Linked DNA regions of Homo sapiens: region 1 is linked to region 2. Evidence: read pairs that join two places in POLR2A ChIA-PET (ENCODE). Cell type or tissue: MCF 10A. All regions are shown on one strand.

Region 1 (8,000 bases), 100 kb after region 2:
TTACATTGCATCGGGAAGTATCTGTTGAAAAGTCTATCCAAATTTCCCTCTCATTCATGTTCTGAAAGTTTCTAATTACAGGGCAGGGAAAGGAAAAAAAGAAAGGAAGAAAAAAACCCTGTGAGTTTCACATCTCTTACTTCAGACTTAAGAGACTTTGTACACTCACTAAGACTGGTTATTTAGCTTAGTTATAAGAAACAAAGGAATAGAAACCCTGCTATTTTATGAGTATTCATGAGAGTGGTTGTGCCAACTAGTTGCAGTAAGGTTTCCAGAACTGAGCTAATTCTGGGACAAAAAATTCCTACTGTTTCATGTGGTTAGTTGGACAGAAATGCCTTAATTTTGCAGAAACCTAAAATATCTGCTGCTACTATTAACAGTTACAGAGAGAAAAAAGAAAGGACGGCTGCCTATTCCTAACTGGAATTGGACATGCAGCCACTGCCTGACAATAATGGCTAGTGATTTTTATCCTGAAGGAAGTGATTCTATTTCAGTAATTTCTTCATAGGAGGTCTTTGTTTCTTCCCTTGAACATAACTGTGGAATAAAATTTATAAATATAAATTAGATCTGTTCATATGTATTACATTTTTAAAATAAACTTTATTTTGAAATAATTTAAGATAAGAAATTACAAAAATATTACAGGGCTCTCATGTACCCTTCATTTAGCTTTCCCTAGTGTGACATCTGACAACCACAGTACATTATCAACACCAGGAAACTGACATTGGTACAGTGCTATTAATTAAACGACAAACCTTATTTGGATTCCATTAGTCTTTTATATACATTCAATTTTATCCGGTGTGACAACCTCTACTTTTTTATTAGAATGTTACATCGCTCACATTTAATGTTATTGGAAGCATGGTTGGATGTTCATCTTCCATTTTGCTGTTTTCCATGTCTCTTTTTTTAAATTCTTCTGTTCCTTATATTAAATAGCTATTTTGTCGTGGCCCATTTTAATTCCTTCATTGATATTTTAACTATATTTTTGAGTTATTTTCTTAGTGGTTGCTCTAGGAATTAAACTCTATGCCTTAATTTATTATAGTCCGCTTCATATCAATACTGTCTTAATTCCAGTAAAATACAAAAACTTTTCTGCAGTATAGTTCTAGTCCCTGACCGCTCCTCCTTTTTGCAATTATTGTTGTATACATTAGATAGGATTATAATTTATTGCTATGTAAATGCTATATCTTTTAAAGAATTTGAGAGAAGAAAAGGAAATGTTTATAGAATATTTTATATTAATCTACATATATATTTATATTTGAACAATATAATATTTATAGACTATTTTATATTAACCTACCTATTTACTGTTACAGTTAAATAGAAAAGGCTTCAGAGAAATGGTAAATAACTGGTCTGCTGTTTGAAAATGTGATAGAGCTTATTTACTGGTACCCTGTATTTCTTTCTGTAGGTTCAATTATGATCTGGTGTCATTTCCTTGGTCCAGTATACCTCCATTCCATCTCCTTTCTTTTGTGCTATTATTTCATACGTGTGTGTGTGTGTGTGTGTGTGTGTGTGTCTATAGTTGTTTGCAATAATTCTGCCCGGTTTTGTCAATGTGTTTGTTTTTCTGGGAGAGGATTTCCCACATTCCTCGTTCTGCCATTTTGTAAGCTGGTTCACCTATGTATTGGACTTTAAAGTAGAAGCTTTGGCCAAGACCTTAAGCCATAAGATTTAAGACATGCACTACTAAAATGGATAGTGAAACAGCCTACTCTTTGTGTTTTAAAGAAAGCAGATGGACAAGGACATTTATATAATATATAAAACTTACCCACTTCACAGTTATAAAAGCATTGAAATAGTAGAGATGTGGGAAGAGCTTCAGAAGAGTTTTGTTGTTGTTTTGGAGAGCACTGCTGTGAGTACAGCCCCTCTTCCCTTGGGGTGGAGATCTGGAGAGGAATATGCCTACTAATTCCCAATCAAGAGAGGGGCTTTAAAGAGACCACTGAGAACGCTCATCAGAGGGTTTAACATTTGTCTTCTGCAGTAGGCTGGTGTCTTGTCATACTTGGGAAATATAAAGGACACAAGTAGCAGAATAGTTTCATTTAGGAAGTAATTGCATTCTCAGGGTTTGTTGGAAGAAAGAAAACATGTATGAGTATTGTCCATGGACTAAAGAGAACCCTGGGAAGAATCTTAAATCCTATACAAGGCGTTTGCCTGGTAACATGAAAGAACCTCAGAAAACGAAAACTGGAAGTGGACCACAAGATGCACTGGGGCTGTGGAAAAAAACACAAGCCCCCAGCTGGAGTAGAGATGCGTTTGTGCATGTCAGGGAACACAAGGAAGAAATCTCAAAAACAGAGAATCTCAGAAGAATCCACAAAAAGCATCTATGAAAGAAAGACTCAGCTTTAACATGTACCAAGCCAAGAGATCACAAAACCAGCTTATAAAAGTACTGCTGAAGTAATATTTTTCTTGCCTCTATTCTCGCTCTCTCTGCATCCTTTTCCAACTATAAGGGTTTAAAAACCAGAGTTATCAAGCTTGGGAGGGTTTGACCATAGGCAGGGGAGGGGAGAAGTCAATGACTTCATCCCCTTTCTCCTGCAACAAGCTCTACCTTGAGCAGGAGAGAGACTTTAACTCAACGAACCCGGCATTTCAATGTCTGCAGTGACTGGGTTAATTCTTTTTCTCTTTTCCTTTTTCTTTTCTTCCTTTCACATCCAAGTTAACAGAAAAGTTCTGAGGCTGCCTGAGATTTCATCAGGGTAGAAGGAGAGTTAGCCCTGAATAGAATCAAAGAACAAGACAAAGTTGCTTTGAGATTAAATGCCATGAGTCATGTTTGTTTACTCTCTAGTTATCTTGTAGTTCTTAACCTAGTGATTTTACACACACACACACACACACACATACACACATACATACACACAGAAAGGGGGCAGAGAAGGGAGAGAGAGAAACTAGACTTGGACAGTTAGCTATCTTAAGCATATTTCTTGCTTTGGATTTAATATCAGGAGAGTCTCTATCCAAGTCTTGCTGTAAGATACAGTAGTGGATAATAGGTGGTGAACAGAGTGGTTATGAATGAAGTTGCTGGAAATGAGAAGAGGAAATAAAATTGCTGACATTAAACTTTGGATCCCAGCAACAGATTTCCTCTAAACATTTTGAGTACTAATTTCACCCCCTCTGGAATCTCACTTGTTCTGCTTTTTTTAAATAAATAGAGAGCTAATTTAACATCATTTGACATTAAGAATTGTTAGGAATAAGAAAGAGAGACATCAAAAGAGGGTGTGGCACTATTCTGTGGATTCTTTATGCATCAACCTGGCACTACTTTGAATATCCATCCATCCATTGGACAAATCTTTATTCTGAACCTACTATATTTGGGCCATTGTATTCGGCACTAGGGATGTCTCTATTAATAAGATAAATATGGCCACTGACTTAATGCCTCTTTTGTTCTCCCAGGAAAGACAGACATTGCGTCAGTGGAATGAAAGGCTTGAAGGAGGAGTCTAGAGAACACACAGAACCAGTAACAGGCAGACCAAATATACTTTGAAGGTCACGGAAGGGTTCTCTGTGGAAATGACGTTGAGACTGAATCCTGGAGAATGGGTCAGATTTAGCTAGGTAAACAGTAGTTGCCTAAGAGGTTCAACATGATCTGCCACTGCCTAAATTTCCAACCTCATCATAAGCCACTTTCACGTTTGCTCACCATTCGCCAGCCACTTGTCTTCTCTCAGTTCCTCATACTGCCTGCCTGGAACATTATAGTCTAAACCCACTCTCTCCTCACTCTGCATGGCTAGCTCCTTTTTAGTGCTCACCCTCAATTATTCTTTGTTTCTGCATTTTACTTGTTTCCATCATTTTATACAACTCTATTTCCAATTGTTTCTTTTATTTTTTGGATTCCTTGTTTTCTGATTGCTTTCTAGAGATGGAATCTCCAAGAGGGAAGGGAATGTATCTAGCTCCTCACTTTTGCCTCTCCAGTCCCTTGAACAATGTTTGACACATGGTAGTTATGCCTTAAATGTTTGTTGACTAAATGAATGAATAGAAGAGGTAAGTTACAGCCCTGAGTGGGAAAGAGCTTGACACATTTGAAGGAAAGAAAACCAGTATGGCTTTAGCATAGAAAGCAAAAGGGAAAGTAGTGGTATGGGGCTGAGGAAGTAGATAGAAATTCAATTTTGCAATCTTTTGCACTAGTATTCTTCAAATTGCTGTTAGTGAGTCATGAAATCAATTCAGTGGGCTGTTACCAGCATTTAAACAAAAGTAATAGACTGAAATCAGAGTACATTGTACTTAGCAAAAGTATCACATGAAACTTACTTCTATATTTTAAATATTTGTCTGTGTATATATTTATGTATTGTATTGTGATATGCAAAGGTTTCTTCGTTTTGGTTTGCAGTAAATAGATATAAAAGCCACCATTGTAGACCATGTTAAGGATTTCTGATTTTTCTACTAAGGGAATAGAAACTCATTGATGATATTTTCCCAGAAGAATAGGTTTTAAGATTTCCTTCCAATTGGAGACATTAATCATAATAAACAGTGTTACTACTTTTAGCAACATGCATGCATGAAAAATCAGGCTAGCCTGCATTTATTGCTACCCCTAGATTGCCTCATTTTGTTTCTACAAGGTAAGAAGTCTTATATACTATTGTTTCCCCAGTGCCTACTACAGACTAGGTAGATAGTAAAGATGTATTTGTTGAATGAACAAAGTATCTCCTATGAAGCTACTGTTCGTGAATTGAATGGCCATAAGTCCCAGAAGATGCTCTTCTGCTATGCCATTCTCATTATTACAGCTTTTAACACAGAAAACTTTGGTGAGAATAACTACCAGAATCTTGTTTACTTTTTGAGGTTCCACTTGGAGAGTGTCAAGTATAAAGTCAATAGGGCCACAAAGTTTCATGGTATACACCTGTCTGATTCACCATTTTTTTGCTCCCAAGCACCTTGCATAGCACAAGGCATATTGTAGATATTTATTTTTAAGTGGCAAATATATAAAAAAAACTTATTTTCTACTGTCACAACAATAATTACTACAGATAGTACATCTTTCAAGTAAATATATAATGTTATTAGTGATAAGTCTATGTAATGTTTATCTTAAAAGCAAATCATATGCATTGAATATTTATTATGGGCTAGGTACCTTTCACAGTACTGTTATTCACATTACAAGCAAGTAACCTGGGTCTTAGAATATGAAACTGGAACTTGAATTAAGGTCTTTCTAGATCCCATAACCAATGGTGTTTTCACCAAATTATGCTGCTTCAATAAAGAAAATAATTGGCTTTCCTTAATCCTTTGAATCCCTGATAGTACTGTCCTAGCATTGTCCTACATAGACATTTCAGCTTCTGGAGAGGGAGGACATAAGCTCTCAGGAATTACCACTGCTGCAGCAATCTAAAGGCTTCATGCTCTTGGGCCTAGGAGCTTTATGTGGACCATCATATGCATAGAACGCTTCATATTAAGAAATCACTTCTGAGGGGAAATGATATGAGGGAAATATGGATGGTAAAGATGAAAATGAGGCAGGTGATTTTATGTTATATCATCCATAAAAATATATTCCACCCACAGCTCTAGAGTATTAGCTGGATTCTGACTTGGGAACGGATGTAGTTCTCATACTTTGAATTTAGTTGGCACGAAAACATCAGCCATACTAGTAGAAAGTCATTGCTGATCACTTTAAAAATGTTGTAATAGAAATAGCACAGAAAATGCTGATAATGGGAAGTGCTGAATCGTAAGGATTATATCACTCAATATAGGTATATATTTCTTGTATTATAAATTTAACTATAAATACCAGAGTAAAAATTACTCTATTGTAGTTTTGCCTGTATTGTTTTATAATGTTATCCAATAAATATAAAATGTAGTTTCAAAAATACTTAGAGCCTAATCAAAGACACAATACAGTATAATAGTAAATGGATAATCATGTTTGTAAGATGTGTGTAATATGTAGTTAATTAGGGAAAAATAATAAGAGATAAAGGAGAAACTCATATCGATATTGATTAACAGTGTAAGACAGCATAGTAGAACAGAGGATGAGGGATGAGGGTAATACAACTTATGGATAAATAGAAAATGAACATCCCTTGACTTGAGCAAAATGCTTTAGTGTAACTGGGCTTGAAAATTATCCCTCTTACCTGTATATATATATCCTATCATTCATTCATTATTTAACAAATATGTATTAAGGGCCCACATGTGCCTACACAGGGACTGGAAATTTCACAATGAATGAAACACACAAAAAACCTGCCTTCATAGAATTTATATTCTAATGAAGAAGGGAGAAGAGATAGTAACACAACAAAAACTACATAAGTGGATGTTAGATGGTCATAAAGCAAGAAAGCAGCGGTTTTGCCAATTTTAAATAATACAGTCAGGGAAGACTCCACTGGAAAGATGATATTGGAATAAAATCCTGAAACTTACTAACAATAGCAGCCAGGTCCAATCAAAATAACAGAAATGTGAAAGCTGAGTGCCTTAGTCTGTTTCATGCTGCTATAACAGAATGTGACCCACTGGGTAATTAATAAAGTGAACAAATTTATTGGCTTACAGTTTTGGAAGCTGGGAAGTCCAAGGCCAAGGAGCCAGCAGTTTTGGTGCCTGGTGAGGCTATTCTTTTCTTTCAAGATAGCCATTGTCCAGAGGAGATGAAGGCTGTATCTAAAATATGGCAGAAGGCAAAAGGGCTAAGAGAGAGAGCCCATTCCATGAGCCCCTTTAAAAAGGTATTAAACCCACACATGAAGGTGAAACCCTCATCATCTAATCACCTCTCAAAGGCCCCACCTCCCAATACCATTACATTAGCAATGAAATTTCAACATGATTTTTGGAGGGAATAATAAAACTATAGCACTAAAGTAGTTTATAATTGGTTAATGTTATCAGGAAACTTTTCTATTAGGTTTAAAATAAGAAAACGCAAAACAAAGATTATAGTAATTTATCATGATAAATTAGACTCATAGTTTGGCCTCATCTTTATTTAAAAAGTTGATTTAAAATGCTGTATACATTTTGAGCCTGATTAATATGCATGATAAGATAAAAGTATTTGTACTTTAGGAGCTTAAGAAGTAAGTGATGAAAGTAAATAGACGTTTTACTTTAAAAACATTTTTTTTCTTGTTGGTACAAATAATGATGGTTGATGCACCAGAATGAAGAACGGGGGGAATCCTTATTTTTTATAATTCTTAAATAGAGAACTATGGGTGATTTTTACCATTCATATAATATTGCTTCATATTTTTTACAACCAAATATAGTGAAGAAAGTGAGTTTAAAAACTCAAGAGCGTATTAGAAGATCCCATTTTTTTAAAAAAAAATTTAAATCCTCTCTTTTCCTATTGCTTTAAGTATTAAGAAAAAGCAGTGAAAAGGCCTGGAAAGATACACATCATAATGAAAATGGTGATTACACTTTATTCTTTGTTCACTTCAGCAGTTTTTGTTTGTGACAATGAGCAGGAATCATTTTTATATTTTTTTAAAGTTGATGTTTAAAAAGAAAGATCACTAAAAATTTAAAACGAATTTGATTTATTTTGAAATAAAAACATTTTAGAATTTACATATTAAAGATAGATAATAAAGATATTTGAAAAGGTATTCCAAATTAGATGTAACTTATAAAATGCTGAAATACAAGTGTATGTTGTTTTATGAAATCTCAAGGACTTGGTATAATGGAATAGCAAAGATGTTCATTCATTAAATAGTTTTTTATTTGATTTTAAATAACAGAGTAAGTGTAGAAGAAAAAAGGAAAGTATAGAGAGTATTTTTCCATTAAAATATTTTTATTTAACTGCTTCCAAATTAAACTGGTGTCTTCAAATGAACAAACATTTCTTTAAAAATGTCATTACTAAAGTTCAAATTCAA
Region 2 (8,000 bases):
TTACTAAGATTTTGAACTTCAATTTTGGCCTTAGTTAATAAGTAATTTTTTTGCTACGTCAGTTTTTTTAAACATTTTTTCCATTAGCATGAGCTTTCAGAGGAACAATTATTTATGGTTTTAAAAATTGCTGGCTTGCTACTATTTATATTCATTAACTGCTAAACACTCAGGGACTACGTGCCTCAGGGAACTGGGGTAATTGTCCATGCTAACCAAGTAGAGTGATAAAGCGTTTAACAAACAAAACTTTCCACTTCTACTTCCCTTGTAGGAAGTTTATTAACATTTATAACCACCATGATGTTAGGAATCAACATTTATTAAAAACCACTTTGTGTGACAGTACTGCCAGCTTCGTGCCAACTCTTGAGACTGAAGAGACTATTTGGCAGTAAGCATGAATGAGCTTTTATCTTAGCTACTGGAGTTTCCTAGACTTTAATTTAGGAGTGATCACAGCAATTACTAGTTCATGAGAACTACAGCAGCCAGTTTATTTCCAAATATTTCAGGACTGTTAGTGAATCTCAGTGAATGGCTTTGCTCATCTCAAGATATTTCACAAGTGAGAAGTATTAACAATGATAAGGTAGCCAGGCTTTGATCTGAAATTCAAATGGTACTGTGTCTCTTATGACAGAGAAATTAAGATGTGTTACCTTCCTTTCCCTGTTACACAGCAGCTACATATATGTACTTGATATAATATCTTTTACCATTGATTTAAAGGAGTGTAAAAACTTGGGAAAGTCATTGAGGCTTTCTGATTATTGTTCACTTCATCTCTAGTAAATGGGGAAAACAATACAAATTCCATAGGTCACTGTAAGAAAAAAATTTTTAAATGTATATAAAAATGCTTTAAAAAATGTAAAGCATGCTGATATGGTTTGACTCTGTGTCCTCATCCAAATCTCATCTTGTAGCTCCCATAATTCCCACATGTAGTGGAAGGTACCTGGTGGGAGATGATTGAATTATGGGGGCAGGTCTTTCCTGTGCTGTTCTTATGATAGTGAATAAGTCTCACAAGATCTGACGGTACTATAAGGGGTAATTTCCTTGCACAAGCTCTTTTTGCCTGCTACCATCCACGTAAGTTGTGACTTGCTCCTCCTTGCCTTCTTCCATGATTGTGAGGCCTCCCCAGCCACATGGAATTGTGAGTCCAATTAAATCTCTTTCTTTTGTAAATTGCTCAGTCTCAGGTATGTCTTTATCAGCAGCATGAAGATGGACTAATACAGTAAATTGGCACCAGTAGAGTGGGGCTTTGCTGAAAAGATACCTGAAAATGTGGAAGCGACTTTGGAACTGGGTAACAGGCAGAGGTTGGAACAGTTTGGAAGGCTCAGAAGAAGGCAGGAAAATGTGGGAAAGTTTAGAACTTCCTAGAGACTTGTTGAATGGCTTTGGCAAAAATGCTGATAGTGACATGAACAATAAGGTCCAGGCTGAGGTGGTCTCAGATGGAGATGAGGAACTTGTAGGGAACTGGAGTAAAGGTGACTCTTGTTACGTTTTAGCAAAGAGACTGGTGGCATTTTGCCCCTGTCCTAGATATTTGTGGAACTTAGAATTTGAGAAAGATGATTTAGGGTATCTGGTGGAAGAAATTTCTAAGTGGCAAGGCATTCAAGAGATTACTTTGGTGCTGTTATAGGCATTCAGTTTCAAAAGGGAAACAGAGCATATAAGTTAGGAAAATTTACAGCCTGACAATGCAATAGAAAAGAAAATCCCATTTTCTAAGGATAAATTCAAGCCAGCTGCAGAAATTTGTGTAAATAATGAGGTGCCAAATGTTAATCCCCAAGACAATGGGGAAAATGTCTCCAGGGTATGTCAGAGGTCCTCACAGCAACCTCTCCCATCATAGGCCCAGAAGCCTAGGGAAAAAAAAATGGTTTCATGGGCTGGGCCCAGGGTCTCCATCCTGTGTGCAGCCTAGGGACTTGCTACCCTGTGTCCTGGCCACTCCAGCTGTGACTAAAAGGGGCCAAGGTACATCTCAGGCTGTTGCTTCAGAGGGTGGAAGCCCCAAGCCTTGGCAGCTTCCACATTGTGGTGAGCCTGCAGGTGCACAGAAGTCATGAATTGAAGTTTGGCAACCTCCTCCTAGATTTCAGATGATGAATGGAAATACGTGGATGTCCAGGCAGAAGTTTGCTGCAGGGGTGGGGCCCTTCAGGCCAGTGTGGAAGGGAGATGTGGGGTCAGATCCCTCACACAGAGTCCTTATTGGGACCCCACCTAGCAAAGCTGTGAGAAAAGGGCCACAGTCCTCCAGACCAGAATGGCAGATCCACCAACAGCTTGTACCGTGCAACAGCTTACACCTGTAAAACTGCAGACACTCAACTCCAGCCCATGAAAACAGCTGGGAGGGAGACTATAACCTGTAAAGTCACGGGGCAGAGCTGCCCAAGACCATGGGAACCCACCTCTTAGATCAGCATGACCTGGACATGTGACATGGAGTCAAAGGAGATCATTTTGAAACTTTAAGATTTGACTTTCCTGCTGGATTTCGGACTTGCACTGGGGTCTGCAGCCCCTTTGTTTCAGCCAATTTCTCCTATTTGGAATGGCTGTATTTACCCAAGGCCTGAACCCCCATTTTATCTAGGAAGAAACCAGCTTGCTTTTGATTTTGCAAGCTCATAGGTGGAAGGGTCTTGCCTTGTCTCAGATGAAGGTTTGGACTTGGACTTTTGGGTGAATGCTGAAATGAGTTAAGACTTTGGGGGACTGTTGGGAAGGCTTGATTGGTTTTGAAATGTGAAGATATGAGATTTGGGAGGGGCCAGGGGTGGAATGATATGGTTTGGCTCTGTGTTCACACTCAAATCTCATCTTGTAGCTCCCATAATTCCCATCTATTGTGGGAGGTACCTGCTGGGAGATGATTGTATTATAGGGGTGAGTCCTTCCTGTGCTGTTCTCATGATAGCCAATAAGTCTTACAAGATCTGACAGTACTATAAGGGGGAGTTTCCTTGCACAAGCTCTTTTTGCCATCCACATAACTTGTGACTTACTCCTCCTTGCCTCTGCCATGATTGTGAGGCCTTCCCAGCCACATCAAACTGTGAGTTCAATTAAACCTTTTTCTTTTGTAAATTGCCCAGTCTCAGATATGTCTTTATCAGCAGCTTGAAAATGGACTAAAACACATGCGTTGTCTTTTCTTCCTGATATTACACAATAGATACAGGAAAAGGATGAAGAAAGAAATTGGCTTTTCATCTTTTTTTTTGTTTTGTTTTACTACTTTTGCCACTTCACCCACATGAATACAATATTAACAAAAAATATAGCTAAATTGTTTCTATCATGAACAAAATCATCCATTGTTAATTTCTTTCAAGAAAACGGAAACAAATGAGTCAGTAGAGACCTCTGTGTTTTCATTATTTGCTTTGGTATATAAAGAGTGTGGGTTTGCAAAGATACCAGATTCTAAATATTTAACTTAATATAAGGCATTTAGATGTGTAATTTAATTCAATCACTTCTGCACACTTGGTGCCTAACTGGTTTTTTTATTACATAATCATTTCTCCATTTAGATCTCAGAGTATAAACCAAAACCTTTCTTTGGGGGGTGTTTGTGCATGTCTGTGTATGTCTGTGTGGGCTTGAATGTTTTACAAATATTTGGTACTTAGCAGATTTTTTTTTCCAAGCAGATGTTCATCAAAGACTTCCATGAATTTGTACTTATAGTGATTAACATTAAGAACAACATTTATGGATGAAAAATAGACATCTTTATTATTTTAAAAAATGGCTCACTAAATTCCTTTTGAAAAATTATAGTATTTTTAGTCCTGATGAGAACATATAGACTGTATAGAAGTTTATCAAAATCATTATTCTGCTGACTTTATTTAACAAGAGTTTCAGATAAGTAAAACTTTAAAATGCTAATTAGCTCAAATTCTGCATCTGCATTATGCAATTATAAATGTGTATTTTACCCCTCAAGTGTTAAGCACCTTTTATTCATCAATTACAGACTGACCAAATCTCTATATTCGTTTCGTCTGTTTAATACAGGTGAGGCATACGCATGTTTCCTGGCTGGAGAACCACTTATTTGTTTAATATTTATTTTTAAACTGAAGAATGAAGAAAATAAATTTCAAAACGTCGGAGTCCAAAAGAATGTGGCTAAAATATGTACATGAAATACTGTACTAAAACAGTCCACAGTCATCAGTAAATGCATATCCATTAACGGGTAAGTTACCAAATTCATACCACTCAGCAGCATTGTAATGCTGACTAATAAAAAATCAGCATTTTTAATAAGCATTATGGTATTCTCTGATCTGGCATGAAAGTAATCAGGTGTTCACATGCCTAAGGTGAGGGCTAATAGGTGCCTCCCAAATTATTGCACCACCTTTACTTCCCCAGGGAAAATATCACTAAAAGGTTAGAAATGTAGAGGAGTGCAATGTAATTTGAATTTTGAATCTCCTTTCCTTGTCCCTTCATAAACTGAAATCTACCTGTGGATCCTCATTTGATAAATAAGTTGAATTATGACTTTGAGGCAGCTGATCATCATGTGTGGAGTCAAACTCAAGTCCTAGTTTAAGTCAAAACCTTTAAAACTAGTGACTGGTTGAGAAAATGAATAGGCTACTACAGCACATTGAGAATTTTAAGCAATTCATTGATTGCTTAATGAATAGCATGTGTCAAGGCCAGATTAAGAAACATGATCTTCTAACAGGGAATCCATGTAACTGCCTTTAGTCACTAAGTATTGGAATTTAGGCCCAGCCCTGTTGTCATCTCTCTGAGGAAAACAAAGCAATAGGAGGCATGATTCTTGCCCTCAAGTGCTAGCTTCACATTCACAGGGATGACACAACAATATGTTTAAGACTGAAACTGCATATTTCTCAAGAACAATCAGTATTTGAGAAATTGAAAGATATATTTGGGAAGAGTACCCGAAAAAGTTTCCTGAATAAGTTGGCTCTTTAAGAGGGTCTTAAAGAGTGAGTAAAAATTAATCAATAATTCTTAGCCCTGGCTGTACATTAGAATAGTCTAATCTTTTAAACACTACCTGGGCCCCACCCTTAGAAATTGTGACCTAATTGGTCTAGGGTGGGGCCCATTATTTTTTTACAAAGTTCCCCACTGATTTTAATGTCCTGGCAGGGTTGAGAACTTTGGAGTAATACAATGAAGAAGGGAAAGGGAAGAGGAAAAGTAAAAGTTTAAGAACATGTGGCAATTCGTTCAATAAAAACATTTATTGAGTATCTACTTGATGCTAGCATTGAACTAGGTGGTGGGTAAAATAAAAATAATTCAGAAGTGATGCTTGAAGTTTTCTATCTAGTAGAGAGAATCACGGATAAACAAGTTATTACAATGCCATATGATACTTGTATATGTGTGTGTATATCTCTTTTTCCTGTGCTCCATAGCACATTACAGGAGAATGATTGTTGTATTTTTGTTGCTTAGAGCACTGGTTTTCAAAATTGGTTACAGATTGGAATCACCTGAAGGGCACTAAAAAGTACTGATGTTTGGGTCCCACACCCAGAAATTCTAATTTGATTGGTTTTGGAATCAAAATTTTAATGTAAATATGAAAACAAACCCCAAACCTCCCTAGGTTATTCCAATACACAGCACTGGACTAAAGATACTGGCCTGACAGAAGTGAAAGGTGCATTTAGGAGTCAGGTTGCCAGGCAAAACAATATTGAATGAAGCCCTGATCCAAGCAGAGATCTGGGGATCCCTACACTGAATGAGTTGCTGTCCTTGATGGTTCTCTGTGATCCAATGAAAAGGGAATTTTTAGAAGTATTCTCTGGCAACAAAACAAGGAGTAGAATATGGGAAGGAGTTGCCAAAAGTGATTTGTCCGTTAGGCACAATAGCCATAGTGCCTAGGGGCCCAACAAAATGTATTAATGTTCTTTAAAATCAGAAATAACAACTTCTAGGTAGAAGAAGCTGTCTTATATATAATAGTAGCATATCGATCTTTTTAACCAACACAATAGTAAAATATAATTTTTAGTGTGTGTTTGTATAAAATGGAGGAAGGGACCCACAAAGGTAAAAGTGCTTAGGTCCAATGGAAGTCATACCACAGCTCTGGATTAAAGGAGAACCTAGTCTCAACGAATTTCAATTTCTTTCAGATATATTATTTGTACAAATAAGAAGCATTTGCTTTCTTATTCCTTTGAATTTTTCCACCTTGATTTCTCAGAAGTGGAATGCAAGGGCCAAGTCTTTAGTCTTATTAGAATATCTAGTTCCATGTTGGAAGGAACTAATTGAATGAAACAAAACATCTGGTTCTGAAAGGCTATATGCTGTCAGAGGACACATGATGGGTCCTGTCTAGATACTCTTAACCTCTTTGTCCAACCATAGACTCCTAGTTTTCCTTCAAAACTTACCTAAAACTTTTGAGCTCTGCGTGTAACTTTCTCTACCTTGTCCTAAAGTAATCTGCCTAAAGTAATCACTGTGATGTCCATCCATCATCATTTTGTTCACCCATTGTTGCACACTCACTATGCATTATGGCGAGTCAAGTGTGGGTCAGTCTCTTCCAACATGACCCTCAATAAACCTCATTCTGGTTTATTCACTCCTGTGTTCTTAGGCTCTTTCATAATTCCTAATATATAATAGGTGCCCCTAAATATCCATTAATGTAGTAGATAAATATGTTATTAAATGTAAAACTCTATAAATTTGGACTATTCTTTGGAGGAAAATGCAGCAAATGAATTAAAGTTCTGGTCAACTTTTTTTTAACAAAATGAAAAGAGGTTACTTCTCAGACAATTTATACTTCAATAATCTAGGACATAAATAGATGAAGAATGTTAATTAAAATCTTGCAATTCTTGATAAACCTCAAATAATTTTTTTCTCTTTAACAGTTACAATTTATCGTTCCAAAATAGAAAGGCCTTAGCAAGAACCATCATTCCTTGAACTTTTATTTTGAATAAGATTTTAGACTTTGCAGCATGTGACACACTTATTTTTCTGCCCGAGCTGGAAGATATGTAGACCAGTATTGGCCACACATCTAAAGAAACTTGAAGAGTGTAAACAAATTATTCTACTATCAATGATAATCTTTGTTCATAAACTTTTAAAAAAAACATCCGTTCACATTTAAAGTATGTTTTCTTTATCTCAAATATGATCGGACTGAAGATCTGGCTGCTTGTTTGTATTTTCCAGAAAGCACTGAGTTTCAGACTGCTATTTCAGCTGGGGCACATATGTAAAAACTGGTTCAATTAAAGGAAGGGGAATATTTGAGTTATTTTTAATCAGTGGGGTAGCTATTTTTAATCTAGCCCCTAAAGAGCAGTTGCACTGACTGTAAAGTAATCCACCACACTTGGATGTTAATGTCAATTATGCTAGTTTCAACTCTCTAGAAAGTATGCTGCTGCATTTTACAGCATATACATAGCTTGAGGTCAAAGATGATCTCCTCAAAAAGTAGATATTAAACTGAGATCGAGGAGGCAGGAGAATTTGTTCACCTGAGTTGGGATTTTCATGGGTTGCTAAGGAAAGGTCTGGAGAAGGACATAATGGAAGACTAGATCAGATAAAATAATAGAAGAAAGATATCATAAGAGGAAGAGATGGGGAAAATAGGAAAGATTTGGATGATACAAAGGAAATGCACTTGAACACTGACTAAGTGTGACAGGCATGTGTGTCATCATGGAATTAGTGGACCTCTAGGCTCTAGTTGAAATTTGGTATGACAGCAGGTCTAGCTTGGTGAATGGTGAGGTTTTAGGTGGAGTTGGAGTAGAGTGCCTAAGCACTTTTGAAGCGAGCTCCGGAGAATATGAAAACAGTCGATGATCACAAGAGGCTCACAGTCTAGTAGTAGTGATTGCAAGTAAAACTGACCATTCTTATGATGAACGACCCCCAAAAAAGGCAGGGGAAGAGGAGGGGCC

Evidence for each region. Peaks named below come from ENCODE experiments on the same cell type or tissue, not always from the same donor. Only the 100,000 strongest peaks of a DNase experiment are listed, where the experiment ranks them.
Region 1: POLR2A ChIA-PET joins it to region 2 with 6 read pairs; 2 of 35 experiments call an interaction of 5 or more read pairs at or near these places.

The regions. Positions count from the first base shown.
Region 1 is chr1:186,845,830-186,853,829 of GRCh38, forward strand. All of the region lies in intron 1 of PLA2G4A (phospholipase A2 group IVA), which reads left to right. Among named protein-coding and RNA genes, the nearest start is that of PLA2G4A, 21 kb to the left of the region's middle. RefSeq lists a silencer at 3,656-3,705. In MCF 10A, no CTCF peak of the experiment used is centred here; no DNase peak of the experiment used is centred here.
Region 2 is chr1:186,745,671-186,753,670 of GRCh38, forward strand. No RefSeq gene overlaps it. Among named protein-coding and RNA genes, the nearest start is that of PACERR, 69 kb to the left of the region's middle. In MCF 10A, no CTCF peak of the experiment used is centred here; a DNase peak (open chromatin) is centred at 4,811.